2 separate regions of the Mus musculus genome follow, and region 2 is linked to region 1. A link is a loop called in an ENCODE intact Hi-C map of the cell type or tissue named here. Cell type or tissue: heart. All regions are shown on one strand. Each heading gives the region's core, and the rest is flanking DNA. Links, peaks and the distances in the headings are about the cores only. Region 1 has its middle 22 kb from the start of Gata4. Region 2 holds the start of Gm46458 (predicted gene, 46458).

The links. A loop is a pair of places that touch in the nucleus more often than their neighbours do. Peaks named below come from ENCODE experiments on the same cell type or tissue, not always from the same donor. Only the 100,000 strongest peaks of a DNase experiment are listed, where the experiment ranks them.
Region 2: it touches region 1 in a loop (5-fold over the local background); 3 of 42 quality-filtered maps call a loop at or near these places.

The regions. Positions count from the first base shown.
Region 1 is chr14:63,259,883-63,275,537 of GRCm38, forward strand. It overlaps a transcript of Gata4 not described here. Among named protein-coding and RNA genes, the nearest start is that of Gata4, 22 kb to the left of the region's middle. In heart, for the core only: a CTCF peak has its summit at 4,601; DNase peaks (open chromatin) are centred at 7,429, 9,309, 11,149, 11,679 and 6 weaker places; H3K4me3 peaks cover 7,620 bases; H3K27ac peaks cover 7,896 bases.
Region 2 is chr14:63,365,907-63,381,561 of GRCm38, forward strand. Blk (B lymphoid kinase) reads right to left here. Exons shown (of 13, transcript NM_007549.2): 7 at 15,278-15,424; 8 at 14,796-14,948; 9 at 13,717-13,896; 10 at 12,562-12,638; 11 at 9,990-10,140; 12 at 8,285-8,416; 13 at 6,931-7,691. The coding sequence ends at 7,486. Gm36165 (a long non-coding RNA gene) reads left to right here. Exons shown (of 4, transcript XR_874703.1): 2 at 4,711-5,170; 3 at 6,715-6,762; 4 at 7,226-7,290. It overlaps Gm46458 (predicted gene, 46458), which reads right to left and starts at 5,247. Exons shown (of 2, transcript NR_168493.1): 1 at 5,161-5,247. RefSeq lists an enhancer at 1,883-3,939. In heart, for the core only: CTCF peaks have their summits at 6,004 (motif pointing left) and 6,804 (motif pointing left); DNase peaks (open chromatin) are centred at 3,125, 6,785 and 9,045; H3K4me3 peaks cover 3,079 bases; H3K27ac peaks cover 4,090 bases.

The DNA of each region.
Region 1 (15,655 bases), core at 4,142-12,141:
TTGAGTAAATATCTTCCCAGTTCTCTTTCCAGTAGAGTCAGTGGTCATGTGCCTGAAGACACGGGCCAGACACTGGACAGTGAACCACGTGGTGGTGCCTCAAGGTAGGGTCTTAGGGCTGCCGGGAGCAAGTTGCTTACTAGATTTGTGGGTTGCTCTGCTATTGATGTTGAACTTTGTGCCTGAGGTCTACCATTGATGAACGGGGACTGATAAAATATTAATAAATTAAAAAAAAAGCTAGCTAGCTTTCTGAATAGCACATGCAAATTCATTAGCACTTACCCCTGCCTCCCCAAACAAGCACATTGTCTGTTGATTTATTCGTTTTTCAACATATGCCCCAAATGTGATAATAATGAATGGACAGATTCTATCAGCTATCTACCAGGCTGCTGGTGTTTCATGGCCTTTGGGGTTAGGGTCTTGGCTGAGGCTATCAATTCATAGTGTCTTTTCTAGCTATGATGTCACTCAGCCCTCTCATACACACTGTTGGGGACAGAGGACTTGTAACAAGGTTGTATCTCTCCTAGACTTGATAGATAGCCTTCTGTTTCTTCCCATTCCTTCCCAGGCACACTTTCTTCTGACTCCAGCTGACCCTGCCCATGATATACGCTGTCATCCCAAAGACTCATGGGATTGAGATTTTTAGGTGTGTGTGTGTGTGTGTGTGTGTGTGTGTATGCTTTCTACCTCATTAAACTAGAAAAGTAGCAGAAAGAGTTGGTGTTTAATAATGTAATTCCCCACCGTACTCTGGGAGCAGTAGGTGCTTAATATCACTCAGAAGAACAAATTAGTGACTGAATTCACTGAAGACCAAATAGGAGCTCTATATGCCTGGGATGGCTAGATAGTTGAGTTAGTAAAAGCATTTCCTAGTCTGAGTTGCATACCCAGAACCGGCATAGTGGAAAGCAAGAGCTGACTCCTTCAAGGTGACTCCAACCTCTCCACATGTGTGGCATGGCACGTGCGCTCCAAAAGTCTAACGTTCACAGCCTGTTTGTGAAATGCACATATGTTCCCTGAATATTTTCCTTTTTCTCATCTCAGAAGACGTGGGGCTCAGACACATGCACAAGCTTTGTAGAGCATGGAGTCTTTGCTGCTCTGACTGCTCCACACGTGTGGGCTCTAAAGTTGTTATTTGCTTCACTTTATACCTTGTACTTGCAGTAGGCTGGATGATAAATGAGCGATGAATAATTCCTTATTGCCACTTATCTGCTCAATCTATAAACTAGTGTCAGCATTTACTCAGTTGGGAGTTAAAGCTGTGCCTGGTATACTCATTAACCTGCTTAAAATAAGCCATAAAAATGGGCTTGGTAGGCAGTTCTTTTAACTAATTTTTAAAAATGACATTGGTCATTCTCCACTTATACATGACTGACCTTTGGCAGTTCACGTTAACCCCTCTGGGCCACACCTGTGAAAGGGGCGGGGCGGGGCGGGGCTCCACGAACCCTAAGAATCCAGAGCTGTTCTTTAACTCCATGATTTTGGGATAGGCAAAATGAGGGATCCTGATAACCCCTATTAGAGCAATTACAGAGCCGTTGATAAGGGCCATCTGATCTCGGGCATCGGGAGGGTGGGGAGGCAGCTTGGGGTAGTTAAAGCAGGCATTAGAGTTTAATTCTGTTACTTATTAGTGATGTGACCTTCGGCAGGACAACTCAGTTTCCTCGACCATCACAGCAATACTCACAACTGATTAGTCCAGAGGGCTCCTGGGAGGGGCAAATATAACACATTCCTGAAAGCGCTTGGATACACCAGAAGGCCGGTCAGTCCGTTCTCAATACAGAGATGAGGGGCTGGTACCTAGCACTTGAAGCAGAACCAGGAGCAGGGCTGTTTGATGTCTTCTGCTCCCTTTGGATTACAAGTGAAAATTATTTTTATATCACATAAATCAAAACTGAGCGCCTAAGGAAGTTTCTCTGAGGCCTATGGTTGGTTGATTAAAAAGCTATGTGAAGAGACACTTCTGGAAATGCCAAATGATACCTGAGTGAGAAAAGCAGCCAGGGTCACACAACTCACTGACCCAGCAACTCTCATCTATAGGAATGAGGTTTGGTTTTGTCTTTCCTCAAGTGCTAGGGAGAAACAACCCAGCCCTGCTCTTTTTGCTTCTTGGTTTCCTTTGCCTGTGTTGCAGCTTTGCCATAACAGGGTTATATCAATGGCCAGCTCCTTGCTGTGGGTTTGGTTCTTTTCATAAATACAGGAGAGAATCAGGTTGTCAACAAGAGCATGGGGACCTACCCCCTGTGAGACTCTTTCTCCAAGACAGCACCTGCCACCACGCCAGTGCTGTGGAGAGAGGAAGCTTGAAGGTGACTAAGGTGCCTGGCTGGGTCCTGCTTACCTCAGCAGAGACTGGAAGAGGTGAACACAGAAGGAGTTTGATATCACACTACAGAAACCTAAAATCCTGCAGTTTGCAGGAACCATCTACCCACTGGGATAATCAAGGCTGATCCTGAATTAAAAAAAAAAAATCCTTTAGGACTTGGAGAAAGATGATCCGGGTGGTATTTCAGGGCAGCAAGTGTGTTGCAATGTGTTAAATAAGGAACCAGGAAAGGGCTAGCACCTGCTGCTTGTATCATCGTTTGCAAGTGTTGCTTTGACACAAGTAACAGAGCAAGCTCATTGGAAGCTCTCCTTAGCGCTGCTAGATCTGCTTTGCAGTTTGTTTGTGTACAGTTTGCATTGCCCACTGCTCATTCTTTCTGTTAGCATCTCCCCCTTCCCTCCTACATTTTGCCTGCAGAGTGAGAGGACCTCTGGAAATTGCTAAGAGATGTTTCCAGTGTCAGAAAAGAAAGGCACCTGGCACTTAGTTTATCCTGAAGTGCTTTTGTTCTCTGAAGGTCTGGCTAGAATTCTCTGGGTTTCTTACCAAGGTCTTTCTTTCTGAACATCCCTGGCCTCTTGGCCATGGCTGAAAGTCTGACTTCCTTTAACCCCCAATGCACCCTCCTCCTCTTCTCAGGCTGGAATAATCAACTTGTCTTCCCAGCTAGCCCAGCACCTGGCTCAGAAATCCCAAACCTTTCTGCCAGCGAAGGGAGTGTGAGTGGGGAGGAAGCGTTGCAGAACAGAGAGCTTTCAGTTTCAGAAATTCAAGGCTGCAGTAGAGATTTTAGACTGCCTGGAGGGTGGTGAAGCTCCCCACAGGAGGAAGGGAGGCACTCTATAGAAATCGTGGCTTCAGGCAGCAACCTCCCCAGGCAGGAAGTATCCCCGCAGCTGTTGTACAGTCTGACCATACATATTGAGTTAGGAGCCTATACAGCCTTTACCTTGAAAACAGCCATAAAGATCTTGGGGAGGCAGACCCACTCAAGATCTGATCAGCCCTCCCCATTTCTTTCAAAAAATTGTTTGCTTGTTTGTTTTTAATTTGAAAGAAACACATTCACTTTATAGCTCATTTGAAAAGACAGAATGGATAACAACAAAAAAACCCGGACGCTTAACTACACCTATGAAAAGAACCATGAAGAACATAACCGCTTTATTTTGTCTTCTCAGGGGAGTTTTATTTCCTAAAGAGTGGCTCTCAATCCTTGTTAATTTAAAAGTTGGACTCAGTGCTAAGCACATTGTTAGCACAAAGGAGGCTCGGAATATCACGGCTAGCAAACAATCAGAAAAACCTTAAAAACATAAAAAATAAAAGGCTACTTTGAGACTTTGCTATCTCATTAAATATGTCAAGAAAGCATAACAATAGTAAATCCTAGCTGTTTACTAGGTTGCTACCAATTTTTGTTACACTAACCACACTTCTGAAGTGTAATTGTCAAGTCCTCAGATTTGGTTATAGATGCATTTTCTTATAGGAGCCTCAGCAATTCCTTTGGGTACATTTCTTTCTGTGGAAACAGCGAAGCAAAGAGTCACAGGGATTTGCATGGAGACTGACCCAAAAGACCACAGCCACAGCTCCTGGTCTGCCTCTGACAGGGCTCAATTCCCAATTTTGGATAAGACAGTTAAAGATAATGCTCGTGGACTTAGGATATTGTCTGCTTCTTATTGAACATATTTGATATCTGAAGAATTTGTAAGTCATAAGTTTAGAGAGGAAAAAAACAGAGAGAAAGAAAAAAATCAACGAGGCTATTAATGTCTAGCTGAAGGCTTTTTACCATGTCACCGTGTTAACTATTGACTATTTTGGGGACCCAGAGGCTTGTCTGCAGACCGGTTTAGGAGGACTTTAAAACACAGGAAACTGAAACACAGTCTTTTTTTTTTTTTTAAAGGTAATTTGCCTAAGATAACCAGTCAGTAAAGTGGTAGAAAAGCTTCCAGAATGTTCTTTGTTGTCTATACATTGGGTTTTTTTTTTTTTTTTTTTGTAATCTCAGACTACTTCTAGAGATCAATTTTATCTTTGCAAAAGGTGGCAAGCTCAGCTACTGAGCACATGCATGCATCTTATTTCTAGAATATGCTACAAAAATAACCTCTCTGAGGTCACCTAGCCTGTCACTGAGCTATATTGGATCTAGAATCCAGCCTCTGGACATTGTTTGGCTACTGCCTGGGGCTTTCTCTGACCAGGCAACATGCATCCCCTGTGGGCAACTAAGGAAAAGCAGCTTGGCCAAGGCCCTTCCCACTTTCAGGTTTCAAGGGGGGGAAGTGCCATCAATTCTGGAATCCCCACTTCCAGGACTGGAGAGGAGAAGCAAGGATGCTTACGTGGGAGAATTAGTAACCTCTGGCTCTTGGAGGAGCCAGGCACACAGAACCACAGCAGTAGACGAGGGTTGGCTCTCTGAACTTAGGCAAGAGCAAGCCTAGATTATGGCGCAGCTGAGGACCTTGGACTGCTACACCACTTTCTGGAAGGGGAACCCCAGGAAGCTGCTCTCGTAGCTGGTGGAGGGCAGAGTCAGCGGCCTGCTCACTAGCATTCTGGGGAGGGGATTCTTGAATTGAATGGAAGGCTGGACCTGATAACCTCTGGAGCCCTTCCCACTCCCCGTGGCTCCGATTTGTGTGCCTTGGGGGAAGAGAAGCGGTCAGTCATAGGACTACAATAGTTGATTTAGGGTCCCGCCCCAGTTGTCAGCATAACCCTCATCTTGGGCAAATAATTTAACCTGTCAGTACAAGGCACAAGGCTTGGCGTGGAGTGAAGCTTTGCAAATGTTTGCTGAATGAATGAATGAACGAAAGAATGAATGACTGGACGGATTCCCATCTCTGCCGCCCTAAGGGACATTGGGTGAAAAATGGAATCTTTCACACCTAAAGTAAGAGCATATACACCTCTTTAAAAGAAAAACCACCCCTCCAACTCAAAGGGGTATAGCAACGGGTGAAAATATAATTTATCAGCCCGAGGGGACACAGATTTCCTGGTGAGTTTTTGAGTTTCATTCGTTCCTCTCTCCTCAGAGGCACAACTCAGGCTGCAGTAGGATGAGGCAGCATAATCTTTTCCTCCTCCCCCACCCCGGATAAATGCTAAATACTGAGGGCTAATGGATTGTTCTTGGTGCGGACCAGATTAGATAGCAGCCCTTCCTTTATCAACAGTAGAGGTAAACCCCCTGCAGTAGTGGTGACGGGAGTGGTGGTGGTCGAACACAAGGGAACCAGGAAGGCACAAAAAAAAAAAAAAAAACCAAAAAAAAAAAAACAAAAACAAACAAACAAACAAACAAACAAAAAAACCCAAAGAGATTGCTAAGAGAGTGCAGAACACCAAGGCCCATTCACTTGGGCTCCCAGAACAGCCCCTAAACCCCAAGTCTCTCCCACTCCCCACCCGGCCCCCAGTAGTTCCTGGTCTGGTGGGTTGGTGCTGTCTGTGGGACTTCAGGAGTAAGTCTAAATACAAGAACTCTTCAATTCTGCTTGTCAATGTTAAGGGTCTAGAAACACTTTGAGACATCGCCCCCTCCAATAACCCTTCATGTTTTGCCTGAACAGTGTTTAAGAATTCCAGAGTCGGGTTCAACTTCCTTCCGTTTTGCTGTTTCAGATCATGAGAGAGCAGAGTACAGTGTTCTGAGTTCATGCTTGGCTCCCCTTCTGATTTCCCTACGTCAAATTTCAACCCGCCAGCAGCCTTTCTACCTTCCTTTCTTTCTGGTTTTTGTTTGTTTTGGAGTTGGGGTGGTCTTTAATCTGTAACCCAGACTGGCTGGCCTCAAATCCTGGTGCCCCTGTGGCCTCAGCCTCCTCAGGGCTGGGATTAAAGGAGGGAGGCGCCGAGCTTGGCTAATGATCTTGGTTATATAAAAATTTGTTATAGATTTCTCTTAAGAGTTAATGATTTTTTGTTGTTGTTTGATTGATTCTTAAGAGAAAATGTTTTCCGTTTCTCAGCTTAGAGGCTAATGTTTCTGCCTCCAGTCACTTTCTGAGAGCACAACTCATCTACTATCAAGACTATTCTATAAAAATGCTCATGTGTGATCTAACAACAAATCCCACATAAAGCAAATAAGAAGCACTCAAAATCATTATGTATCTACAAGGAACAGCTAATTGTTCTATCATTATTATGATAGAGCTACAGAGCTCTAACAGAAAGCAAATACAATCTTAGCTGGTGAACAAGGGTCGTTATTATCCACTTGCATCCTATCATTTTCCTGTAAATCTCTGGAGTTAGTGGGAAGCCATAATAAATACCTTGGCAGGATAAAGCATCTGGCCTCGTTTTTTTACACATTACTACCCAATTTTGAAAAAAAAAAAAAACACTACTGAGGAGCCATCGGAAAGTTATTATAGTGTTCTAGTTATTTGGGCAGGAGGAGAAGCCTCAGAAACTCCTTAAGAGAAAACGAATTAGCTACGATGTAGTTTGATATTTAGAAATTGAAATGGAGATGATAATTAACCATAAGAAAGCTTTTGATTCATCCAATGCAAGGGGAGTAACACATGAAAATGAACAAGACAAATTTATCGTAAAGAGCGGGGATGATGTCCCAGAGGAAGGGGAATGACCCGGTCGGTTCCGGAGGGAGATGTAAAGGCAGGCAATGTGTATTTGAAGGTAACTGGCAGGCAGTAAACGAGTTAAGGAGCAAAACTGGAGGAAAGGGAATCAAATGAAGGAGACAATTTCGATTAAACCAGAGGAGGAAAATTCTTGAGCTGAGTTAGAAGAGGGGATGGGGAAGAAAGGAGGGACGGGTGGTGAGTAGGAGAGAGAGAAAGAGAGAGAAGAGGAGGGAGAGGAAGAAGGAGAGATGGGGAGAGAAAGGAGAAAACCAGGCTAAGTAGATTGTACAGAATGAATAAAGACGCTCCTAAGACTGACTGACGGGGGTGGGGTGGGGGGGGTGGAGGATGCGCAGAGGGCAGAAGCACCCTTTCCCGGTATCCAATGAAACAACAGCATTGGGTCCAGGGACCAGCGCCGGCGTCCACTCAAGCCTTCACTGTACTTCAGTGATGTAGCTGCTTAGGGGTAACTCTGTGTGTGTGTGTGTGTGTGTGTGTGTGTGTGTGTGTGTGTGTGTGTGTGTGTTTGCAGCCACCACTCTAGTTTTTCACTATGCTCGGCACTGTGAGACTCTGCCAGAAATTTTATTAAGATCGAAATTTTACCAAGATCGGAGTTTTGTTAAGAATCGGGTTGCGAATGGAGGGACAGTGTCCTTCCCTGAATGTCGGCACGCGGATGCCAAGTCACTCCGCTCTTCTAGACAAGCCAGACTCCCCGAAGTTCAAGAAATATACATCTTCAAAGACATTTCTGATTTGCAGGAGGCCGGAACCAAGAACGCAGATGAAGGAAGAAATTTTCCTTAGTCCCAGTTTCTCTGGCCACTCATCAACCGGCTCCTTACCTTACCTAGTATTAAGGTGTTAATCGTGACTCTCTCAATATTGCACTAATCTCGGCCATAGAAAGACCTGAATGATTATGTGTATAGCGTCATGGATCTGGGGTGGCTAAGTCCCTTCCACTGAATGTTTTTCCATAGGGGTATTGAGAAGTTGGGGGCACATTTGAGGGAAAGCTTGGAAAGCTACTACACTGACCTAAATCACCCCTAAACCTACGCTTCTCTCCTTCCTTTCTGTGGAAGCGGGCTACCACCGAGCAACTCTGGCTGGGAATTTTTTTAGGGCGGACGCAAAGTAGGAAGAAATGGGTACCAAGTTTCCTACGAGTTCGGGAGCAGGGCAGAGAAGTAGAGCAGAGAGCCACGTGGAGAGCCACGGTGGCGGAGGAAGTCGGGTTGAGTCTGGTGAGCTAGCGGAGGGACTGCCCCGGCAAACAGGCCAACAGCATTATACTATACAGAAGCCTCAGTGTCTTTATTATTAAACCCCAAGCGGGAAAAGGAAACTGCCCTGGAGAGGAGTTCTTGGGTACCACTTAGGACACCTGGAGAGGTGCAAGAGAGGGCAGCAGGTAGAAGAGAAGGCAGAGAAGGCAGACCGCTCTTCTTACGGTCCCAGGTCATCCGACTCATGGGCTTTGTTCTGCCAAGGAGTTTCAGGCGCAAAGCACGATGGCCCAGGTAGGTCACAAGAGTGGTCTCGGCTGAAACTTTCTTGCCCGTAGACCAAGCGTCCGAGCCCATCAACCCTGCGAGCAAGGAAGCGGACTAGCTATTATTCTTCAGCCACGACCCATCCATTCGCCATCTCCACCCCCTCCCCAAAGAGACTTGGGCCACCAGGGTTGAAAGGAGCAATCTGGTATCGAATTTTCTACCCAGAGCTAAGTGGTGAGCTGGGCACGTAAAGTGGTAGCGAACCCGTTTGCGGGGACATTCCCAGCCTTGAGAAAGGGACCCTGCTCAAGCCTTTGTCACTTTGCTCCACCGGGCCGCCCGGCCACCACAACTCAGATTCAGTGTGAGGAGGTCCGCGAAGCCCAGGCTCCGCAGGCAATCCGCGCAATCTGCTGCTGCCCGGATCGCGGGGCCTCGAGGAGACTTAATCTGTAGAGGAGTCACTCAGCGACTAGTCTCAGCTTTTTGGCTAGACTTTGGGCATATTTCTCCCATCTTTCTCCTCCTCGTTCGGGGAGAGAGGAAAACAAGCCAATCAAGGACGCAAGAGGAGTTTGTGAGCTACCTAGCGACACACATCAAGGATTTAACTAGACAACATTAATAATACTGTCTTCATTTGTAACTTCTCTCACTTGGAGACAGTTCTGTCTCGTTGGGCAGTACAGAGGCTTTTTCTGAGGTCGTGTTATTTAGAGTCCCCACCTCCTTACCCACATTGCATCCACCCCTTTAAAGAGTGCCACTTTCTGTCCCCTGAGAAACTTAACTGGTGGTGGTGTTTCTATCCCCACCTCCCGCCGCCAGACACTTGGGGGCCCTCGGTCTACAGGCAAGAAGACTCTCGGCCGCGCCCCTACTCCCTCCCTGCTTGACGCCCCCACCTCTTTTTCTTTTGACCGACCGATTGGATTGTGGTTCTCCCCGGCGCCCATCTCTGAACTTTCTTACCCTCTGCCCAAGCCTGACGCCGCTAGGTTTGTTGATCTTAGATCTGCCCCCTGCCTTTATCACCCAAGATCCGGGAGTCCCGCGGCGCCCCCCAGCCTTCCCCCCACCCCCTTGCAGGATAGCCTGTCAAGCCTTTCTAGAAATCTCCCTTAATTTCCTTTGCAGAACCGACAGAAAAGCCGTTCAAATTCCCAAGACCGCTGAGAACCACCAGGGCCTAAAAAGCCCCGGATTTGTCACCACACCGCACTTTCGATCCGGATAATGCAGGTGAAAGTGCCCCTCCCCCATTATTCGGATAATTGCCTCGAGTCTCCACTTAGCGTTATGTTTAAACAACTGGAGATTGATGGCTGTAGCCCCGAACCCCTTCCTCTGGGCAGTTCCCAGCTCTGAACCTCCCCAGACTTCACGGGTGCAAACCGTGACTTCCCTTCCTGTGCAAACAGAACCAGGCATTAGAAAGCCGTTGGAAATGGGTATTTGATTGGCCCCGAGAGACACAACGGGACCAGCTCTTGAGGATTTCTTTCGTGCCAATCACAGAACACTGTTTTTAAGATCCCACTAAATGCGATACAAAACTACAAAAAACATGTTCAGAACATGTTCCTAGAAGAGCGAAACCCGTGGCAATGAGCCCGTAAAACACAAGCTCACAAAGGGGAGCTTTCAAATACCATCTGCCCTAGACTGATTTATCAAAATAAAGATAGCAGAAACTAACCATTTGCAACTACTAAACAGCAATACCAACAATGTGGACAATGGACACAAGTGACCATAAGTTATACAAGCCTTACAGTAAGGTTTTCCTTTAATCGGTATATGTATTTTTTTATGCCTTTTTCGCTTTATTTTTTTTTAATTAAAAAAAATTTTTTTGAGAGTACTGGGGAATGAGAATAGGAGGAAATAAGTGGTGTGCTGACAGTACAGGGTAGAGGGGAAGGGTAAATTTCCAGGTAGCTTTTGAGTTTACTGCTGGAAGTCCATGCTAGCTTCCGGGGTAGAGGGACTGACTGCAGGGGAATATAATCTCTACTTTGCAGAGGCAATGTGTCCTGCACCGGTACAAGGGAATCTAGACACTTGGACACCAAAGCCTACCCAGTGCCAGAAGATGTACCAGTATCAAAAATGCCCAGATGTCTGTTGTCAGCCTTTGAGCAAGTAGAGGAGGTCTGGACAGCAACGCTGCCAGCCTGGAAGGACCTGAGTTGTTTGCAGTTCTTCCAAGGCCTCCGGCTTCCTTATTCCAAGTCCTGTTCTCAAAGAGACCACTGCTGTCTTGACTCCCCTTATTCAGCTCTTTCCTAGGATAATAGGATTCAAAGTTTGGCACCCACCACCTCTGTCTTGAGAAGGAAAGAGAGGTAGGTTTGACTCAGCTGCAAAAGTCCACACAGCCCCAGGCTTCTCCTCACATAGAGTGAACGGAAAGCATGCTTTATGCTTGCTTCCATACACCTACAGGACCCATCTCTACCCAGCTAGACACGACCCTGGAATCAATGAAAATCAAACCCACACAGCAGCTGGCTGACCCTTGCCCTGCTTGAGCAAAGAAAGGAGGCGCAAATCCCGAAAGAACCATTCACAACTAACCAATACAGCCCGGTGGGGATCGGCTGCACACTTCCTGGCCCAACGCTTCCAGAGTGAACTGTGGCCTGGCTGGAAAGGACTTGCCTGAGTCCTCCAGAGGACACGGGTGACCATAGGGGACCCCAGCGAACCGATCTGGGTTTGCTGGAGGGAGCAAAGGCCCAGTGGCACCTGCTTCAATCTGCTTGGCTTCTGTGGTCAGCCTGCATCCACTCCCCTGGTTTTTTTGGGTGGGGTGGCGACCAACCATTGCCATTAGTTTCCAACTACAGGAATCAGGCAATGAACCAGGAAATAGAGAAACTAAAATGCCAGCCAACTGTAAGAAAGAATAACAGAAGAGGTGGAAGAAGAGAGAGAGAGAGAGAGAGAGAGAGAGAGAGAGAGAGAACCTCAGCAGGTTGTCCTAGAAATAATCTGTTCTCTTTCCTCTAGGCAGAGGCTGAAGAGCCCCCAGCACCTATCCCACAAAGCCTGGGTGGGCGCCCTGGAAGCCTTTCTGTTCCCTCTTTCCCAGGTTCCTCTCCACCATGCACAGTGCTCCTGTGGCTTCCATCCCCTGGCTGTTTCTCCTGGCCTCCTGACAGGAGGGCCATTTGGAGGTGACTCACCCTAGGTGGAAGCTCTTCCAAGCTTGTTGGAGGCCAGCTTTCAGGGACAGATCAGCCTCTAGGCCCAGAGATTCCAGCCTGTTTGAGCCGGGTGGGAGGGAGACGTTGTGAGCTACGTCTCCCAACTCCCTCTGCTCCCGGCTTCCCTCTCAGAATTAGATAACAGCAAAAAATAGATAAGAAAAGTGATTCATTAATTCAGCGAGTCCCGTGGCTGGTGGCTGGCTTTTTCTCCTTGGTACGTGTGGAAGTGGAAGAAAGCCCTGTCGGGGCATAAGCACTGGCTGGTCTCTCTCTCTCTCTCTCTCTCTCTCTCTCTCTCTCTCTCTCTCTCTCTCTCTTTAAAGCAAATCCACATCCAGGAGGTTCTGCCGAGTCTGCCCAAGGTCACTCAGAAGGACTGCACACAGGCGGAACACTCCTAGGGCATCATCATTTACTGGGAGAATGCTCCTCCCCCAACCTGCTGCTGTACCCAAGGCTTGCCCTTAGAAAAGTGGTCCTACAGGCCAGAGGGGAGGAGGGTCTCCTCCTATGGCCTAGCCTATGGCACAGTGAAAAGCAGTGGATGTTTTAGAGCATTGTTGGTTAGCACCAGGGGCAGCAGATCCTCCAGCGTGTAGGTTAAGACCTTGAGTGAGGTACCCCAAACTCAGAGAGGTGGCCAAGTCATGGAGCAAGGGAACTATGGAATCCACTTTGGTTTCCCCATCAGTTGAGTCCTAAACATGTGATAACCAGTGGCCTCTTAGCATAGGAAGAGAATTGGAATTATTCCTTCCCTGAGCAGGAATCTTCTTCCAGGTGACTGTCAGCTCTGTTGAATACTCCTAGGGATGTGGATCTCCACTGCCCCCCAAGTGCCCCAGGAACGCAGGGTTAGGCACAGAGAAAGGTTCACAGAGTGAGCCGTGGGAACCAGGCAAACAGATCCCTCTGGTTTTACTCAGGGTAGATGGCCCCTGTGGAGTTGGTGACTCCCAGAGGAACCTCTTAATAATAACAAGAAGAATAAACATATTGCCGGCATACTTTAATGCATTTCCCAGTTCTTAGTTTCCCGGGGTCCTTGAAACAGTCCCTGAATAGTGGAGAGAATCCAGACAAGTTATTACTGATCTCCAAATGCAGAACAAGAACCTAGAATTGAAAAGCCAGGGGTGTCTACCAGGAGAAAATAGGCGCCGGAAGAGAGAGATGAAGGAAGGCCTGGAGGAAAAGGGGGAGATGTGAAAGAGACAGGACCGCATCTCCCTCCCTTCCAAGAAGTTTGTTGAGTATTTGCAGAGTGATGAATAAGGTGCCCACCATGGCCCTCCGTCTCTATGTGTTGCCCTTACCATATGACTTGCAGAAACTACTCAATAGGAAGATGTCCATGTAAAACTCCCTGAAGCGTCAGGTCATTAAAATTCCTGAAGAGTGAGCTGAACATGATGAGGCACAGGCCTTCTCTGTCCAGCCGGCTAACTGTCACCAGCCCAGTGCTTTGGTCACGTGAGTTCTACTGTGGTTATTATAAAATAAACACAATACAAATGTTACTACTTCAGTTGCTTTAATCCGCAGGGGTCAGTGGCATTAAGGACATTTCTATACAACCATATCCCCCTCCAGACACATTCTCTCTCCCTCCCTCCTTCCTTCCCTTCCTCCCTCTCTGTCTGTGTGTCTCTTTTCCTTCCTTCCTCTGTCTCTTTGTCTCTGCCTGCTATCTCTGTCTCACTGTTTCTCTCTGTGTCTCTGTCTCTGTCTCTTTCATTACTGGAGTTGAACCCAAGCCAGGAACATACCAAGCAAGCAAGAGCCCTACTCTTAAACTCCACCCCCGCCCCCATTTTACCGTTTTAAAAATAGATTTATTTTTGGCTTTTGTTATGTGTCCGTGTATGTATCTTTGTTTGAGGCTGGAGTTACAGGTGGTTGTGAACCACCAACATGGGTGCTCTGTTCCTCCGAGAGAGCATCAAATGTTCTCAACGGCTGAGCCATCTCTCTAGTCCCCCAGTTTTAATTTGAGACAGGATTTTACTACGGAGCTCAGGCTGGATTTGAACATCCAATCCTCCTGCCTCTCATTTCAAGTGCTAGAATTACAGGCATGCACCTTTTTGGCCCTGCTCCTTCCTCCCTCCCTCCTTTCTTTTTTTTTTGTCCTGAGACCAGGTCTCTTTTAGCCCAGGCTGGCTTTAACATGAGCTGGAACTCTTTTTTTTTTTTTTTTTTTTTGGTCTTTTTTTCTGGTTTTTCGAGACAGGGTTTCTCTGTGTAGCCCTGGCTGTCCTGGAACTCACTCTGTAGATCAGGCTGGCCTCGAACTCAGAAATCCGCCTGCCTCTGCCTCCCGAGTGCTGGGATTAAAGGCATGCGCCACCACGCCCGGCTGAGCTGGAACTCTTGATTCAGCCACCAGCTGTGATTATAGGCACATGTCACCATATCAAACTGACAGCCCTGGGGATCAAACTCAGCCTCATACAAGAAACACAGAGCTTTTTTTTTGTTTTGAGGGGATCTAAACCCCACCATTCTGTAGTCCAGCCTGTGGTTCTATGGTAAGCACTCGCACAACACATCCCCAGCCCCTCTGCCTTCTTCTTGTATGAGTTTGATAACCACAGACACCTGTAACTGACTCATCCCACTTAGCACTGCATCCTCATACTTCATCCACATTGCAGCGCACACTAGCATTTCCATCCTCTTGAAGGCCAAATGGTGCTAGCCCATGTGTGCAGACCACATTTTATGTCTCTATCCATCTGTTGACATATGTTTGAGCTGTCGCCAACTTTAAAAAATGGTTTCCTTTACTTTTTGAGATTATAATATAATTACATCATTTCCTCCTTCCCTTTCCTCCTTCAAAATCCTCCCATATTCCCCTCCTTGCTCTCTTTCACAGTCATAACCCTTTTTTCATTAATTGTTGTTACATGCAAACGTGTGTCTCTGTGTGTGTGTATGTAAGTGTATGTATATATATATCTACTTATGTCTATTCCTAAATAGTAAGAACCTGCATCGTCTGTATAATGTTCCTTGCATATATGTTTTCAGGACTGAGCATCTGCTATTGAGTCAGCACTTGGTGTTCTTGCCTGGGGAAGATCTTGCTACTTGTAACCATTGAGACAGATACTCTCTTAACACTGCACAAACATCTTTGCTGTGCCCTGCTTTCCTTTCTTTTGTGATTATCCCCAGAAGCAGAGTTGCCCTTCCACTGGTAACTCTGTATCTCCTTTTGTAAATAACTACTACAATACTTTCTGTCTTTTATAGAGTTTTGATCTAAACTTGGAGAGGGTCTCTCCTTTCCTTAGTGGGAGCAGCAATGTACACACTCACTTCAGCTGGTGTCCCACTGAGGGGCAGACGGCAGACCTTCTGAGGAGTTCTGGAAGAGAGAAGTTTGGTAGCCAAGGAGGTGGTCAGATGTGAAGTTCTTTCCAGAACGTTGTCAGAGCTGAGAGAACTCCCACAGGAAACAGCCAGAGACCCCAGGCTCAGCTGTTAGCCCTGCCATCTCTGTGAGACCACAGGAATTTAGGCTTTCCATAGCCTTGCAGGCCTTACAATAATCAGGAAAAATATACCCTTTTTTGTGCTCCAAAAATATTATTATTTTTTAAGGGAACCATGAAGACTGGGTGTGGTGGCCTATCCTGTAATTCCAGCACTTGGGAGGTAGAGGCAGGAGACCAGGAGTTCAAGGCCATCCTCAGCTACTTAGCCAATTTGAGACCACCCTGAACTAAATGAGATCCTGTCAAAAGAAGAAGGGTCAGTTAATGACACCTATTTTGGGAAGTCCTGACATTCCACTATCTTTTGGTTAAGTTTGTGGTTCTATGGCCACAGCTAGACCAGTGTGATTCTGAGGAGAAGAGGGAAGTCATTGCCTAGTGATGTCTAGATGAGGTTGTGATAAGACTCCCTTTGCCTGACTCC
Region 2 (15,655 bases), core at 2,746-10,745, 100 kb after region 1:
GAAGGCTAGTGATGGCCGATTCCTGACCCTGTGAGCTCATCTGGGTTCTGGGTACAAGAATTCCTGCATTCCCATGAGCAAGCTAGAAACACCTGCCACTTTCCTTATTCCCAAGGGGGGACTTTTACTGCACTTGTCTTGCTGGAGGGACAGTGAGACTGGCAAGTAGCCTGGCTTAGTTCAGAGGAGCCTGGGTACCAGGGGGCCCTGCTAGGGCATCAATCCATCCCATCAAGCAATCTCTCCATTCCTCTCACCGCCTCAACTCAGTAGATTCCCACTTACAGTCGGCAGGCTTGTCAATGCCTTGTTGACATTCTCCTCCTTGAGCCTAACTTCCAAGGACAGAGAGACAGAGTGAGTCGCTGGTGGGGTGAGAGGCACAAGAGGAGACCAGGGCTGACACTGCTGTGGTCCACTGGGACCTGAACAGAAGTCCTTGTCTGCCCATGGATACACAGTAATAGTACCCTAGGTCCCTACTCTGCCATGTGTTTTCTGGTGACTCAGTCCCTTGCTATCTCTGAGCATGTCTTCATCTGTGAAGGAGCACTCTGGAATTGACCTGATAGGACTCTATAAAGATGATACTACTTCAGTCAGTACTTGGTGCACAGTAGGGCCACATTCAATGCCTGGAGCGTAGGAAAGGAGAGGGAAGGGACAACATGACAGCTGTCTTTGAGCTGTGCTGGGTTTGGTGGGTGCCTTCAAACAGTACCCTCCCCACGCTGGCCTCAGCCACTACGCACTGCCTGGGGCTGGTGGACGAGCTCCCTGGAACCCCCACCTGCTTCCCCCTTATTGGACGAGTGACACAACAGAGAACTGATAACACAGATAATACAGGGCAAATGCAGCAGAAATGGACTGGAGTGGGGTGGAGCCCAGCTGGTGCATAAGGCCTGGTACTGAGCTCCAGGGTGGGACCCAACCCTGTGGGGGTCACATCGTCCATTTCTTGCCACTAGGCAAGACTGTACAGATCAGCCGCCACGACCCACAGGCCTGGCCTTTTCTTCCTTCAAACTCATTAGTGTATCCAGAGAAGAGCTAACAGCACCTTCGCTCCCAGGGCAGCCCAGGCAGCCCCCACCCCCACCCCTCTCCAGAGGTCAGGAGATTGTCTTGGGTGGGTACCATGTGATCCTCCATTGCTTGCTTACAAAAGTATGCGTCTAACAGATACAGTTGTGCATGGACTCAGTCCAGGTATGGTTTCTGCTTCCCACCCTGTGTTTCTGGCTCATATCTTCCTGTCCTGACCTATTGAAGAGCCCACTCATCAAAAAGCAGTCAGTTAACATCCCTGAAGCCTTTACATGCCTGAATGTCGAGGTTCTGAAGACAGGCCTTTGTCTGTCTTCGGAGAAAGTGTATGCTTTGCTGAAGGGTAGCTTTCCAGATGTGCAAGAAATAACCCCACAGGTGTGTGTGTGTGTATGCATGAATGTGCATGCATGTGTCTGTGTGCTTGCACATGTGTCTGTGTGTGCACATGTGTGTGTGCACTGTGCACTTGAGTGTGTGTGCACACACGTGCATGAATGTTCATGCATGTGTCTGTGTGCATGCGTGTGTCTGTGTGTGTACATGTGTGTGTGCACATGTGTGCACTTGAGTGCGTGCGTGTGTGTGTGTGTGTGCATGAATGTGTCTTTGTGCATGCATGTGTCTTTGTGTGTGCACACGTGTGCACTTGACTGCATGTGTGTGTGCATGAATGTGCATGCACATGTGTCTATGTGTGTGCACATGAGTGTGTGCATGTGTGACAAGCATGCACAGAGCACACACATCACCTTATGACACCAGTGGGTCCCTGCATCTTCTGTAGGTATTGTCCTGGCACGCATGCCACCTTGCTGTCCCGTGACAGGACCTGATGCACCTGTGCTTATTTTGCGTTTCCTTTGCGTTGTGCACCGAGCACTGTCTCTGTTTCCAGGCTGTGAGGGGCTCTCCCGACACTGCTCTACTCTTATCTACCCCTTGTCTCCAGGGTGTTTAGGAACAGGAAGCCCCCACCCCACCCTTGGGTTTTCTTTGCGGTAATCCTTTGTTATACAGGCACTGCAAATATTTTCTTCCCTGCTGACACTTACCTTAACTTTGATCAGAGGTCACTCAGAGTCGCCAGCAGGACTCACAGGCAGGGTATCTGCTTCAGGCTGTTTAATTCATAGCCACGGCCCCCCACTCCAACTCAATCTGTAAAACCCTAGCAGCCACCTTACAGGGCTGCATGCTGTGGTACCGAGGACTTCAGAGGCTTCATCACACCCCTCTGGCTTCTGTTAGAGAACGCATTTACCACAGGGAAGCTAAACTTGGGTCTGCCTTGCAGAAGGCCACATGGCAAGCAGGCTGGAGCCTGGGCATGTCCGGCCTGGATTGGTGAATATTGAGATTCTTCTCTGTCTTAGTTTTCCTTGCACTCCAGCCTGTACTGAACCCTGCTTCCCTGGTCCCTGGGTTATTCGGATTTAATGAGTCCTTATCTATGGACCGTGGGCAAAGAGTAAAACACTGGCTCCTCCGCCATTCAGTTGTATAGTGCAAACACAGTGGAGCCTTTCCTGCGCCATGGGCTGGGGTCGTAGTGAGAAATAGACACTGCCTAACTTACCAGAGGGCAGAGCCTAGTCAAAGATGCCTTCTGCTCTTCCTGGCTTACTTACTCAGACACATGCAAACACCGCCTGGCATGTGGGAGTAGGGGTGGGGGTGGGGCTACTGTGCAGCACTGGGGCCAGAAATATCCTGAGAAACACCATCAGCTGTCACCCGGGAATCTGGGAGTTGAGTGAGACGTAGTGTAATGGAGGAGTGATACTAATAAGCTAACAGGATTGTACCATCACTCCCTGCCTGGGTCTCCTGGGTTGGCTGGCACATGCACACACGCAGCCTGCATACATGCCTGCACACACCTGCGCCCTGCCATCATCACCTCCAGAACAATCTCATAGGTAGTCAGTCTCCTGCTCTCTGGAGAACAGAGGGCACAAAGCCGAGCTGGGTCTTGACATACCAAGTCCTGGAGGTTCATGGGAAAAGGCCACTCACAGTCCGGGGCAATGATCAGGAGGCTAATTTTAACCACAAGAGCAGACTGACCTTGGAGCTGGCAAGGGCTCCAACAGAGATGGCCCTAGATGGTACCCTGGCCCTTCTCGAAGGCAGCAGTCTGAGATAGTGTATTCTCTTCGCCCTCCTACCTCCCTTATCCCTGTCAGCTGCTGGGCAGCGTTCCTTCCACCTCATCAGTCCTCAGGAATCTTCCCCCAGCCCTGAGACTGGCTCCTGTCAGCCTCCATCAGCTTGTGTAGCCTACACAGACCTGGTGGGTCCACAGGCCAAGGTGCAAGCTGGACAGGAGGGAGAACACATTGGGAGGGTTGGGGAGCTAAAATCTGACAAGTTAGGCCTCCACCCCACCCTCACCCCCGTGACTCCAGGGAAGGTGAGCCTAACTTTCCATTATCAAGTGTGTCCAAGCGAAGGGAATGTGTGTGTATTGACATCCAGCTGCATGTAGAACCTTGTGCCTAAAGATTTCAGAACATTACACATCTCCATCCCCGTGAGATGGAGAAGAAAAGCAATTGACCAGAGTTCCCCAGCCCAGCTAAGGCAGAGCCAAGGGTTGGCTCCTTCACAGCTAGATCCTCCATGACTTGACCCACGTGTGGCAAGGTAGACAAGGGCTGAGGTCAGGCCCTGGGAATTCTGAGGCCACCCTCTGACCAGGCTACAGTTTTCTGTGTTATCTGGTTCCACTTCTCCGGGGACATACTAGCTGGGAAAGGCACGGCAGAGTCAGGGAAAGACTTCGCCCACCTGTCAGGGTCCCAGCAAGAAGGACTGTCAGGAAGCCCACCTTGAGATTCTTGGCTTGTCCACTGACAAAGTGAGAACAGGACTACAGCCTACGCCCCCCACCCCACCCCATGGAAGTGCCTGTGGGGAACATGTCTGAAGCCTAGGCACAGTGACACACAGGTGGCACTGATGGCCTGGGGAATGTCCCAGCATTCTTGTCTGGGAGCACAGTATTCTTGCTTCATGGAATGAAGAGAGATGGTCCCCTTGTGAGAGGCCCTGTCTTATTCCTGGATGTTTCTTCTCAGGGTTAAGTGTGACCTCAGGAGGTAATAAAGTCTCTGCTGTCCATGACAGCTATATGGCTTACGCACCCTCAAGTTTAACTGGGCAGAGTGTCCTGGATACTCTCAAGGGATATCAGGCAGAGATGTGACTCTATGAATCACGGGATAGTGACTTCTTCAAGACAGGGACAGCTGGGACCCCATCCAGCAGCAGGGCCTGCCTCTCCCTTTCTTGGTTCCTTCCTGTCATTTTTTTATGATCCCTCAGTCCACTTGCTGGCCTGTGGTTTGCTTGATGCCCCTGTTGCCCATTTCTCATATGAATGTTGTCCTCTGCCCCCCAGGGCTTCTTTCTACAGTGCTGGGCACCCGGCTGGTGTTGGGGGTAAAGGTCCCCATCCCGTTTCCTAGGGGTACAGTAGTGAACTACTATAGTCTGGGTGTCTCTTCCTGTCTGCTGTCTAGATAAGTAAAGACATCCAAGGCCAGACTCAGCACGGGAAGGCCCTACAAACTGGGTAGTGCCGTGCTGTCAAATGCAGCTCTTTTTGTAGGCGTGGCTGCTTTAAAGACACCATCCTGTGCTCTTGCTCCTCAGAGAAGCACCTAGTGGCTGCCTAGGGACCAGGACTTCTCAGTGAGCAGCCGGTCTGAATGGAGAGTTCATTCATGTCTATCTCATCACATTCCGGCTTTCTGAAGACCCCAGAGCATGCCACCATCTGTCATCAAGAAGCTGAGGCCAAGGAGTGTCCCCCACGCCACCCACCCCAGGTCCCCAGGAAAACACCTCCTTTGACCTCCGTTTCCCACTTGGGAGAGGTCCAAGCTCATGCTGGAATAGACAAGAGGTTTCCAGAAAGCATTTTGGAGCGGGACTGTGATTCCTCCCGATATCCTTTACAAGGCAGCCGTGGAAGACCGACAAATCAGCAAGGACTGTGTGAGACCAGAGGAGGCCTACCTCCTCCTCTCCCACCCCAGCACACGGTGAGCTTCCCAACCCTGACATCATCAGAGTCTTTCTCCAAAGATGGATGCCTCTTACCAGCTGCATGGTAAGTTCACTTCGCCTTTCTGGGCCTCAGAGTCTTCATCTGTAGCATGAGTGCTTCCCATGGTTGCATAAACTGGCACTCCATACTCAACAATGACTGTTTATAAAGGTCCCATTTGCATAGTTTGAATATTCTAAACAGTGTGTGTGGGGGGGGGGAGTGTCAACCTTTCTTTAATGATGTTCAACTCTGACTCAAGTTGGTTGTGGGTTATGCCAATGACCAGGTGGGAGGTCTGTGTGTCTCTCCTGTTTCCTGGGCTGCCTCCTGCACTGTCTCTCTGTCTCTTTATCACTTTGAGATGAAGGCTCAGAACAAGACACACCTGCTGTGGGCCCATTTCCCAAATGGGGAAACTGAGGCCCAGAGGTGTGAATTGTTGTACCACATAGCCTGTGGGAGGAAGTGCTTTGTCCTGAACTCAGGGTTTACCTGATCCCAGAAACCCACTCTCACCCATTTTGTAGGTGATGTACCCAGGTTCTAGGAAAACAAATGCCTGTCTCAGGTAAGAATGGTCCTAGGGTCCCCAGGCTCAGTCTGTATCCTTCACAAGCTCTGGGCAAGGGGCAATCATCATATAATCAGATGTTTCATACGTAGTCCCCTTGCCAGTGGCTCACACGGCCACCACTGTGTTGGGAGAACACGGACACTCCACAGCCACTTCCCCTATCATTCCTATTTTCTCTGCTTCCCTCTTTTTCTTTACATATCCCTCACCCACTCTCCTACGTGACCTTCGGATTGGGATATGGAAGGATCTTTGTCCTGAATAAATTTGTGAACATAGGGAACTTCCTTCAGTCAGTGCGGGCAAATTGCGACCCCTTGTGGGTTCCAGCATCACCTGGAAGGAGAAAGGCCCTCCTCCCTGAGAGGAGTAAGTCAGCCTTTGATGTCACCTCTACAGCAGACCTGGGGAGAGCCATGGGGAAGTCACACAGAGCCAGTTTTCCTGAGAAATAATATCCCTCAGTAGCTCACTCAGCTCAGCTGCCAAAATCCGGATCCTTGGGCAGTCATCAGTGCCAGCTGGGAACATTGAAATACAAAGCCACGGGTTGTGGATAGGGCTTAGGGGGAATGCTTGCCCGGCGCACATGAGGACTTGTATCTGAATCCTCAGTGCTCATGTAAAATGCCATCATGAGCGTGGGTGCCTGTAACCTTGGCATGAGGGGAGACACTGGGGGATTCTGAGGCCAGGAGGACTATTCTGTATAATTTGGGCTTGATGGATCCATCATCTTGTGCTTTGGTGGAACACGGAGTATAGGTAGGGTGTGAACCCAAGTGTGAAGTGTGTTGATCCCAGCCCCTCTGGAGGAGCAAGTGGGCTCACTATTGCAAGGTGCTGACATCTAAAAGGGTTGAGGGTTTATGGAGACTGGACCCTTTCTACTTATTTTTCTATAAACTTATCCCCCCACCCCACCTATATAAACAAAACAGGATGAATGGGAGACAGAAAAACAGGCGAGAGAGCCTCCACACTTGGGGAGATCACCGCCCCATCTCATGGCTTTCTGTCCATGTTCTAGGGAAACTTGGAACTCAAGGTGCTTGCGTCCATGGAGTCCCAGATACAGGTTTGTGGGGTGAGATCGCCACCTGCTGGCCAGGAAAGACAGTGTCAGTCACACCCAGTGTCCTTTGCTGAGGAATGGGGTAGGGTTGGGGCAAGGTGCTCCCCACCTCCTACACACATCTCGTGTGCCACATCTGTTCATGTCACTGGTAAAGACCAGGGGAAAGGTACAATTCTCATGACTTTATTATAGAAAAGTCCCAAAGTGTGCATGCAGGGATGGGTAGGGGGCACACAGCCAGGGGACCTGGAGGATTGACCCATAGTTCTGAAGCAGCAGACAGGGAGGCACTTGCTGATGAGACTGAAAAGGTGAGAGAAATGGGAGCTCTGATTGCACTCTGGGTTATGACAGCCTGACATCCTGTCCATCGCTAACTGGTCAGACTGATTTCGGGACTATCGGGGTCTGAACACAACTGGAGGTAAGTTCTAACACAATCCTTGCTCATTTTACATTCAAGGAAGAGACGACACAGAGCAGCAAAGTAACTTGGCCAAAGGCACACAGCCAGTGAAAGGTGGACCGAGGTTGTGCCTTGAGAGCTCATGCCTCACCATGAAGCCATCTTTGTCTCCTGGCTCCCTCACTTGAGAAGCAGGCACACCATTCTTCCCTGATTCTGCAACCTACCTGGAAGAAGAGCTAAGTGTGAACATATTAACCCAAAGTCAGAGTCCAGAAGGAGGCTCAGGCTGGGAGCCCTGAAGAGACCATTGGTTGCTAGGGCTGCAGCTCATATTGGCCCTCCGTGGCTGTGTAGAAGTCCTCCAACACCGACTGCAGGAACTCAAAGGTAGGCCGCTCCTCTGGCCGGCCCCGCCAGCACTCAGTGATGATATCATTGTACAACTCCGGTGGACATGTCTCCGGGCATGGCATTCGGTAGCCGTGCTCCAGGCTACGGATGACCTCAGGGTTGCTCATTCCTACAGGAGGGCAGACAGGGAGCTTCAGGGCTGGTGGTGCTCCAGGAGTGCAGTCACTGGCCCTGAGGGCACTAGACTAGGCCCTGACCGGCACTAGAAGGGAAAGAGTGGGCTCTGATACACTATGGCTAGTGTAACCCTGGAAGGTCACATAGGTGCCAGGATCGTAGTACTACTTTGGCTTTTCACACAGGTCTTCTTGTATAGGCCAGACTGGCCTTGAACTTGAGATCTGTCTGTCTCAGCCTCCCAAGGGCTGGAATCACAAGCTTGAGCCATTACACCTGTCTCTTACGCCATCTAATTCCACCNTAATCTCCATCTCCCTCTCCCTCTCCCTCTCCCTCTCCCTCTCCCTATCCATNTACNTCCCCCTCTCCCTCCCCTCCCCCTCCTCCTCCTCCCCCTCTCCCTCTTCCTGTGGCCCTGAGCAGTGTGCAGAAGGAGAGGAAGCCCACAATGCAGGGCTGGGCTTCAGTCCCTGTGACAGGACCCTGCTCTCACCAGTGTGACATACCCACAGTCAGTGAGCCTGGCGAGTCACCATCAGGATGTCCCAGGAGGATGGTAGGAAGGACAGGGACAATGCCTACCTGGGTAGGGAACGCGCCCATAGGTGACAATCTCCATCAGCAAGACTCCGAAGGACCACACATCAGCCTTGATGGTAAACACCCCGAAGTGGATGGCCTCCGGGGCGGTCCACTTGATGGGGAACTTGGCCCCTGCCAGGAAAGTGCAGTAGCTCCAGGGACAGCCAACCATCTACCCCCAACCCACAGAGTCCTGCCCCTATCTGCCCGTTCCCACTGGAGGGCCTGCAGGATGTGTACACTGGATACATGAGGATATAGGAAGACACAGTCACTTGCTACTATCCTAGGAGTTCTTAAAAACAGTGTTGATGTCCCTGGGTGGTGTGGTGCACACCTTTGATCCCAGCATTTAGGAGGCAGAGGCATTTGGATCTCTGAGTTCAAGGCCAACCTGGTCCACAGAGTAAGTTCAAGGACAGCAAGGGCTACATAGAGGAGCCTGTCTTTGAAAACCAAAAACCAAACCAAATCAAACCAAAAAAGCAAAAACAAAACCAACAACAAAACCAGTACCACCCATATATGCTTCCATCTGACTTACTGTTTTGTTTGATTTTGATTTTTTGGAGACAGAGTCTTGTGTATATCCCAGACTGGCCTCCAACTAGAGCGTACGTAGCCAGGGGTAACCTTGAACTCCTAATCCTCCTGCCATCACCTTCCACTGTGCTGGGATCACAGCCATGCACCAGCATGCCCCATTTATACTCCACTGAATATGAAACCACGGGCTTCATGCCAGAGAGGCAGTCTGCTGACTGAGCTATGTCCCCAGCCCTGTGCATGTCCATCTGGGATGGAAGCATCCTTTCCTATCTCACTCGGCCTTGTCCAGCGGCAGGGACCGTGGTATGGGCGGGCTTCAGTCCGTGCTTTCCTGCAAAAGGCAAACCTGACACTCAGACAGACACCTCTGAGGGCCACTGTGTGGAGGGATAGCAAGGCCCATCTCAGTTCAGACCGTGATGGCTACAGCCTTGGTTGGCACTGAGAGCCAACCTCAGGCTGAGGTGGCATTGGCCACCTCCCCCCTGATGGTTTCACTGTCTGGGGAGCCAGTTGGAAGTCCCCTGAGGGGGTTATCGGCCCCTAAGATGTGGCTCTCCTCCTGAATCCACTGATTAATGCACTAAACCAGTACTGCTTGCTTGATCAATGTACCAGAGTCCTCCTGCAAAGTCAATTTTCCTCACTCACAGTAAGAGAAGAGCATCCATGCAACCCTTCGGGTGCAAGGGTTGGATGCTCATGCTTTAGTTAGAGCTGTGTTTTCCAACCTGTGCTCCCTGACACCCTCCTTCCACAGGAGGATTTTCTCAACTTAGTCTGGGGATCAGAGGGTGAAACAAGGGGAAGAAAGTGCAGGTCTTCTCCTCCATCCTTCTAGATTTATATGCACTGGAGTCTCCAGGATGGGGAGGAGATAGCTGAGCATTCCAAGGCCATTCTGAATGAAGACTCCCAAGGGGCTTGAGTTGCTTCTCTGCCACCCCCTCCCATCTAGGGAAAGGAAGTGCTGAGCTGGGTGGGAAAGGACCAAACACAAGGACCATGGGTCTCCCTAGTCATCTCCAACAGCAAGGAGACATTCAAGGGGGCTCCAGAGAGTTGAGACGTTCAAAGGCTTTCGTGTGTGTGTGTGTGTGTGTGTGTGTGTGTGCGTGCGCGCGCGAGTGTGTGTACACTCACACACTCTGCTCACCCTCTTGGGCAGTGTATTCACTGTCAATGATCCTGGCCAAGCCGAAGTCAGCGATTTTGCAGCACAACGTCTCAGACACCAGGATGTTGGCTGCCCGCAGGTCACGGTGGATGGAATTCATGCGCTCTATGTAAGCCATCCCCTCTGCAACCTGAGGGGACAGGTCACATGGTGAAGGGCAGCAAGGATGGAGCCTACCAGCTCATAAGGCCAGCTTCACATGCCCTGCCCAGGGGAGAGAGAAGGTATCCACCCCTTCCCATGAGACCAACCCAGACTCAGGGCAGCAGAGAAGCTAGGCTGACATCCCCAGGCCTGTCCCCCTTTTTCAGACAATTGTCTCCAAGGTTCTGTGGACTGGGAATAGCAAAGAAGGCTGGGGTTGTAGATAGCCTCTAATGAGACAGGGAGGAGAAAGGACGAACAGGGCATAGCACGGAAGGGCAGGGCTACTCCCTCAGTGGACACTTCTCTCAGAGGAGCCAACCATGCCTTGGAATCACCAATGTCCAATGGGCTGGGTCACTTCCCTGAGAGGTCATAGTTATTACCCAGAGCACGAGAAGCCATCTCTGGGACCCAAGGTTAGGGTCAGTGTTGAATAAGGTGACTGTAGCTGAGGCCCTGCCCCTGCCCCTGCCCCTGCCCCTGCCCCTGCCCCTGCCCCAGGTGCTCCAGAGGAGCAGACTCTCACTGAAGAGGAGCCTTGTCTGTCCCAAGCACCTGTACCAGGCCATTAAGTCTTCAGTCACTCACTGATGGATGGAAAAGGTGACTTCAGCTCTCACTTGCTCTTGCAGGATGCCAGCTTCTAGATGGATCCTACTTGCCCAGGAACTTAGGTACATATACTATCAACTTCTCTCCTATTGAGCTGCACACCAGGCCCCAGTCCTGCATCTGTTTCCACAGGGCCCTGCTTTATGCATGAGTCTCCTCATTTATCCCCTTGCGAAACCACTCAGTCAATATGCATTTGCTAGTGTGGGACTCTGCGGGTTGGAAAGCCAGGGCTAACTAAACAGCTTCTATCTAGGGAGCCCTGGCAATGCTCACACTGTTAGCTAACACGTACGAATCAGCTTTAGGGAAAAAAAAACAAAACCTACACAAACATAGAAGACGCGAATCTGCGTCTGTAGAAAAGATGCTACAAAGCCAAAGGGGAGCCAGGACTCTCTCTAGATCTTCTCCCTGGTGCTTTGTACCCAAAGACATTAATGAGGCTTGTTCATCCATTGATGAGCAGCAAACTGCTCAAGAGCAGAGCCAACAACCCCTCCCTCTTGTCCAGAAAAGTCTTGGTAGACGTGGCCTCCGACAAGGGCTGGTCCTGGGACTCTGGTTGGAAATGTGCAGACAGGAAGAATCCAAGGCAGTCTGCACTGTATAGGACCACCATTCTTGTGGCTGCAGAGGCGGACCAGCTTCTGTCCATCCAATGCCTGACTCAAAGCCAGTCGCCAGGGTTAAGTTTCTGTGTCCATCCTAACAGCTGCATCAACAGATCTCTGCTACCCCAGTGGAAAAAGACACTGTGACCTCAGTTCCTGGGCTGATAGCAGCTGCAGATAATGTGGGACAGGGTCGGAAGTTAAAGTGGGCAAGTGGGTTAAAGTGTGGGTGGGAAGGCTCCCCTTTATAGCTCTCTGTGTGTTGACAGTGTGTCTCGCAGGCTGGCCACAGACCACAGCTTTCTTGCTGAGAGTTCCAGTTTCAACAGTCATACTCAGGGCCCCCAGATGTGTCTTCCTGCCAGTTAGAACCCTCAGCTAAAATCCCCCCGGGGATAAAGATACTGCCCAATCTCAATTCTGCACTCTTCTAGCAGAGGCTGGGGAGGTCTACACATGGATGGATTCAGAGGGAACCAAAGGCCAATAATCCAGGACAGTGATGTGTGTGTGTGTGTGTGTGTGTGTGTGTGTGTGTGTGTGTGTGTGTGTGTGTGTGTAGAAGGTGGTCCTAGAAAGTTTTGTGCCTTGTATTCTGTGTGGCTCATGCCTCATCAGGCTGAGGTCAGTTCCAGGCCAATACCAAGATTTAGGGGGTCTTAGGACAGGATGAGAGCATTGGAGAAGGAAGTCAGAGCAAAGCATACCTGCCTACATTCAAAACAGAATTCTTTCCTATTCTCCAGCTTTCCAACATCCACTGCCATCTCTACCTTCCTAATAAATAGAACTACCCTACTCCATCATGGCGGCCCAGAATTGGAACTACATTTCCCAGACTCCCTTGCAGCCAAGGGAGCCTCTCATTGAGGTGAGTGGGAGGGATGTGTCTCTAGAGGAAAGGAGGTGGGATTTTTATCACCATCATCTTGCTGGCTAAGGGTCAAGGGTGGGTGATGAAGCTTCAGCATCTACCATGCTATCAGGGCAGAGGACATCAGTGAGTAAAGTCTCTCATCTGTTCTCTAGGGGTTTATATATTTAGAGGTCGCTACTTCAGGCTTTCTGCCCTTCACAGTTGAGCACAGCCTCCTACCAGGGAATTCAGTACAGTCACAAAGCACAGAGTGGGGCGCCCCCCCCCTTCAGGCTCCCGCTCTGCTTCAGAGCTCACCAACCTGGGCTGACATGTCAATCAGCCTTGGAAGGGACAACCTGCTACCTTCATCGGTCTTCAGAAAATCCAGCAAGCATCCTAGGAGAAGAAAGACAGCAACTGCAAAGTGACTGGATGGAGCCTGGCTCTGATTGCGTGGTCTGTGTCTATGTGAGGAGGTAGGGGTGGTGATCTGCCTACAGCTGAGGTGCCTCAGGCTTCAGGGAAACACTAGCTCCCAGACTTTTAAAAGTTAGTTCTCAGATAAATTCAGGGGCACATCTGGGGTCTCCTGAGTCAGCAGAGCTGGGATAGACCAGCTCTGGGCCTAAGGCTAGTGTTCTTTTCCAGCATGACGTTCCCAGGTGTCTTCCTTAGTCTACTCCCCTCCTAGACAGACTCCCTCTCCCACCCTCCCCACCAAACATTAACAAGAAAACACCAGAAGAGAGAGCTGGGGCAAGTAATGAAAGTGGCTCTTCCACAGAGCTCACGGCCTGGGAGGTGCTCTTGAAAACTGCAGCCAGGAGGCAGGTTACCAGCATAGCCGGTGATGCCGCCCCTCTTGGTAACAACTATTACAATTAGCATGGTAACATTGAGGACCTACAGGAGGAAAGGTGATGTCAGGGCCATGGAGGGTGAGGTCCCTTAGGTCGGAGCCAGGTCTGGTGCCTGGCCAACTGCTCCCTGTGGAGGCACTGCAGAGGCCGCCCAGGCCCATTCGCCTTATCAACCCCCACTGTGAAATGTTCACAGGTTTGCAAAAGTTCCCGTCACTGGGAAGAGGTGGAACTGGGATTATTAGATCCACCTTTGGATGCCCAGTCTACAGCTCTTCCTAGTTTGCAAGGCTCTGCCAATCATACTGGGGATCAAAGCATGATGTGTGTATTCCAGAAGCAAAAATGAGGTTCCAGAAACACAGGGCTTGCTCCAAGAGTGGAAAATACAACTCAGAAGCAAAACTGGGGGGTCTCTGGAAGGCTGAGATTCCCCTGAGCTGAGAACACAGCTCTCTAAAATCCATTCTACCTTCTTTCTCAGTCCTCCCTCTCGTAAAACAAAGCTTACAGATCCCCTATAGGAGCCCCTGGGGCCAGGCAAATCCGCCAGCATGCTCCACTCTTGTTTCTGCCCTGTAAGCTCTGTCCCATAGAGAGAGAGAGGACCCCACCTCTGGCCATGTATTCAGTGACGATGTAAATGGGCTCTCTGGTGACCACAGCGTAGAGACGAACCAGCCTCTCATGCTGCAGGGTTTTCATCACGTTGGCCTCGCCCAGGAAAGCTTCCGGTGACATGGTTCCCTCCTTCAGGGTCTTGATGGCCACCTTCATGTTATTTTTGTAATAACCTGAAAGGGCGGGAGAGTGAAGGAGCCATTCAGATGTTGAAGAATGCCCTTGACCACAGATTCAAGCCTCACTCTATCTGGACCCAAGGTTCAAGCTGGAACGTGCAGTTCCTGCGGGCATGATGGGAGTTCATATCTTGTATAAGATGCCAGTTTGTCTCTGAGAACCCCGCAACAGAGCCTCAGGATGTGTTGGGGTTCATGCAGTCTGGGGTGTGGGATGACACCCACTAAAGTGTGTAAGACAATGGCCGGGGCTTGCTCTTCCTATGGGTGCTGAGCCTTGGTGAGGACCAGATCTGCAGCTCCGGATAAAGGTGTGAGGTTCCAGGAGGCATCAGAATGGAAATTTGAGACATGGACCAGAGCAGAACAAGACAAAGGGCCTTATGTTACACCCTATCTGGGTGCTTTAAGTAAGCAGCAGCAGGCAGCAGCTATGACAGAATGGCACGGCCACTGGGGTCAGGACCCCACAGTCACACACCAGTAAATGTGACTTCTGTTTGCAAAGACCCTGGAGCTCCTGGCTCCTGACTCCCAATATCTGATGTATGGCTTGTGTCTGGAGAGCTGGAGTTAAAAGGACCTAGTGAAATGGTCAAGTTCACAGAAGTCAGCCACAAAGACAACATCTGTCTGAGAATGGAAGAGGGACTGGCTTACAAATCGGGAGAGCTGGATTCCAGTCCCTTCCACTACAGGGAAGACAAGATAATGATGTGAATCCCTTGGCATCTGGGCTTTATAAACTCATCTGTGTAGACATATATAGCTCTGCCTCTATGCCTCATAGGCCTCTCAGGAAAGGGGTGTGTGCCTGTATGGAACTGCCTCCCTCCCATGGCCAGGCTCAGAGCAGAGAGGAGAGAGAGGGAATTGGGGATGCCACAACTCACCCATCCAGACTTCGCCAAACTGCCCAGACCCAAGTTTCCGGACCAACTTGAGAGACTGCCTGGGGATTTCCCATTCATCTTGGGCCCAAAGGTTCTTCGGGGCCAGGTTCACACAGGGCAGAGTCAACTTCTGACACAAACCATCCCCTTTCTCTGTTTCAGGGAAGAAAAGAGGGTCCTGGTGGTCCCTAGAGCAGATGTGCCTTAAGAACCACACTGTCCTAGAACTGTGTCTCTTGTCTCCTCACTCCTGCGGTGGCAGGCGGGACTTGATGTCTGGGATCTGCACTCTCTGAGACTGTAGGTCTTTGCGACATTCCGAATAGCCCCACCCCAAGCATTAGGCCTCTGATCTTGAAATCATTAAGCTGCAAGTTGGCAAATCCTTAAGTCTGGTTTGGAGGACAACCCCCCCCCTCCAGTTGACTCATACAGTTTAGGGCCATGTGGTAGAGACCCCAGGGATTCCCAATGCCTCTTACTTGAATAGTGCTGCACCAGGGCCTGGAGGGTGGGAAAGGTGATCCGGGGGGAGATGTAATAGCCTCCATTGTCCAGTGATCGGATCTTATAGTGCTTGACCACCTCCCCCTGGGTGGTGATATCTTTCACGGACAGGGAAAAGGCACCTACAGGGTTAACAGATACATGCAAAGTGAGACACAGTAATGCAAACCCAGGACCATAGTTGGCACTTGTGAGATGTGAAGAAGGTTCCCCATATTCTGGACTCAGTCCTCAGCCATCTCAGCATAAATTCCCTTCCTTTTGTCTTAACCCTGTTCCCTATTGGCTGTCTGACCCAGACTTCCCTCCAAGTCCCTAGACTGCCAGGGAATCAGGAACTCTGGAGCAGACAG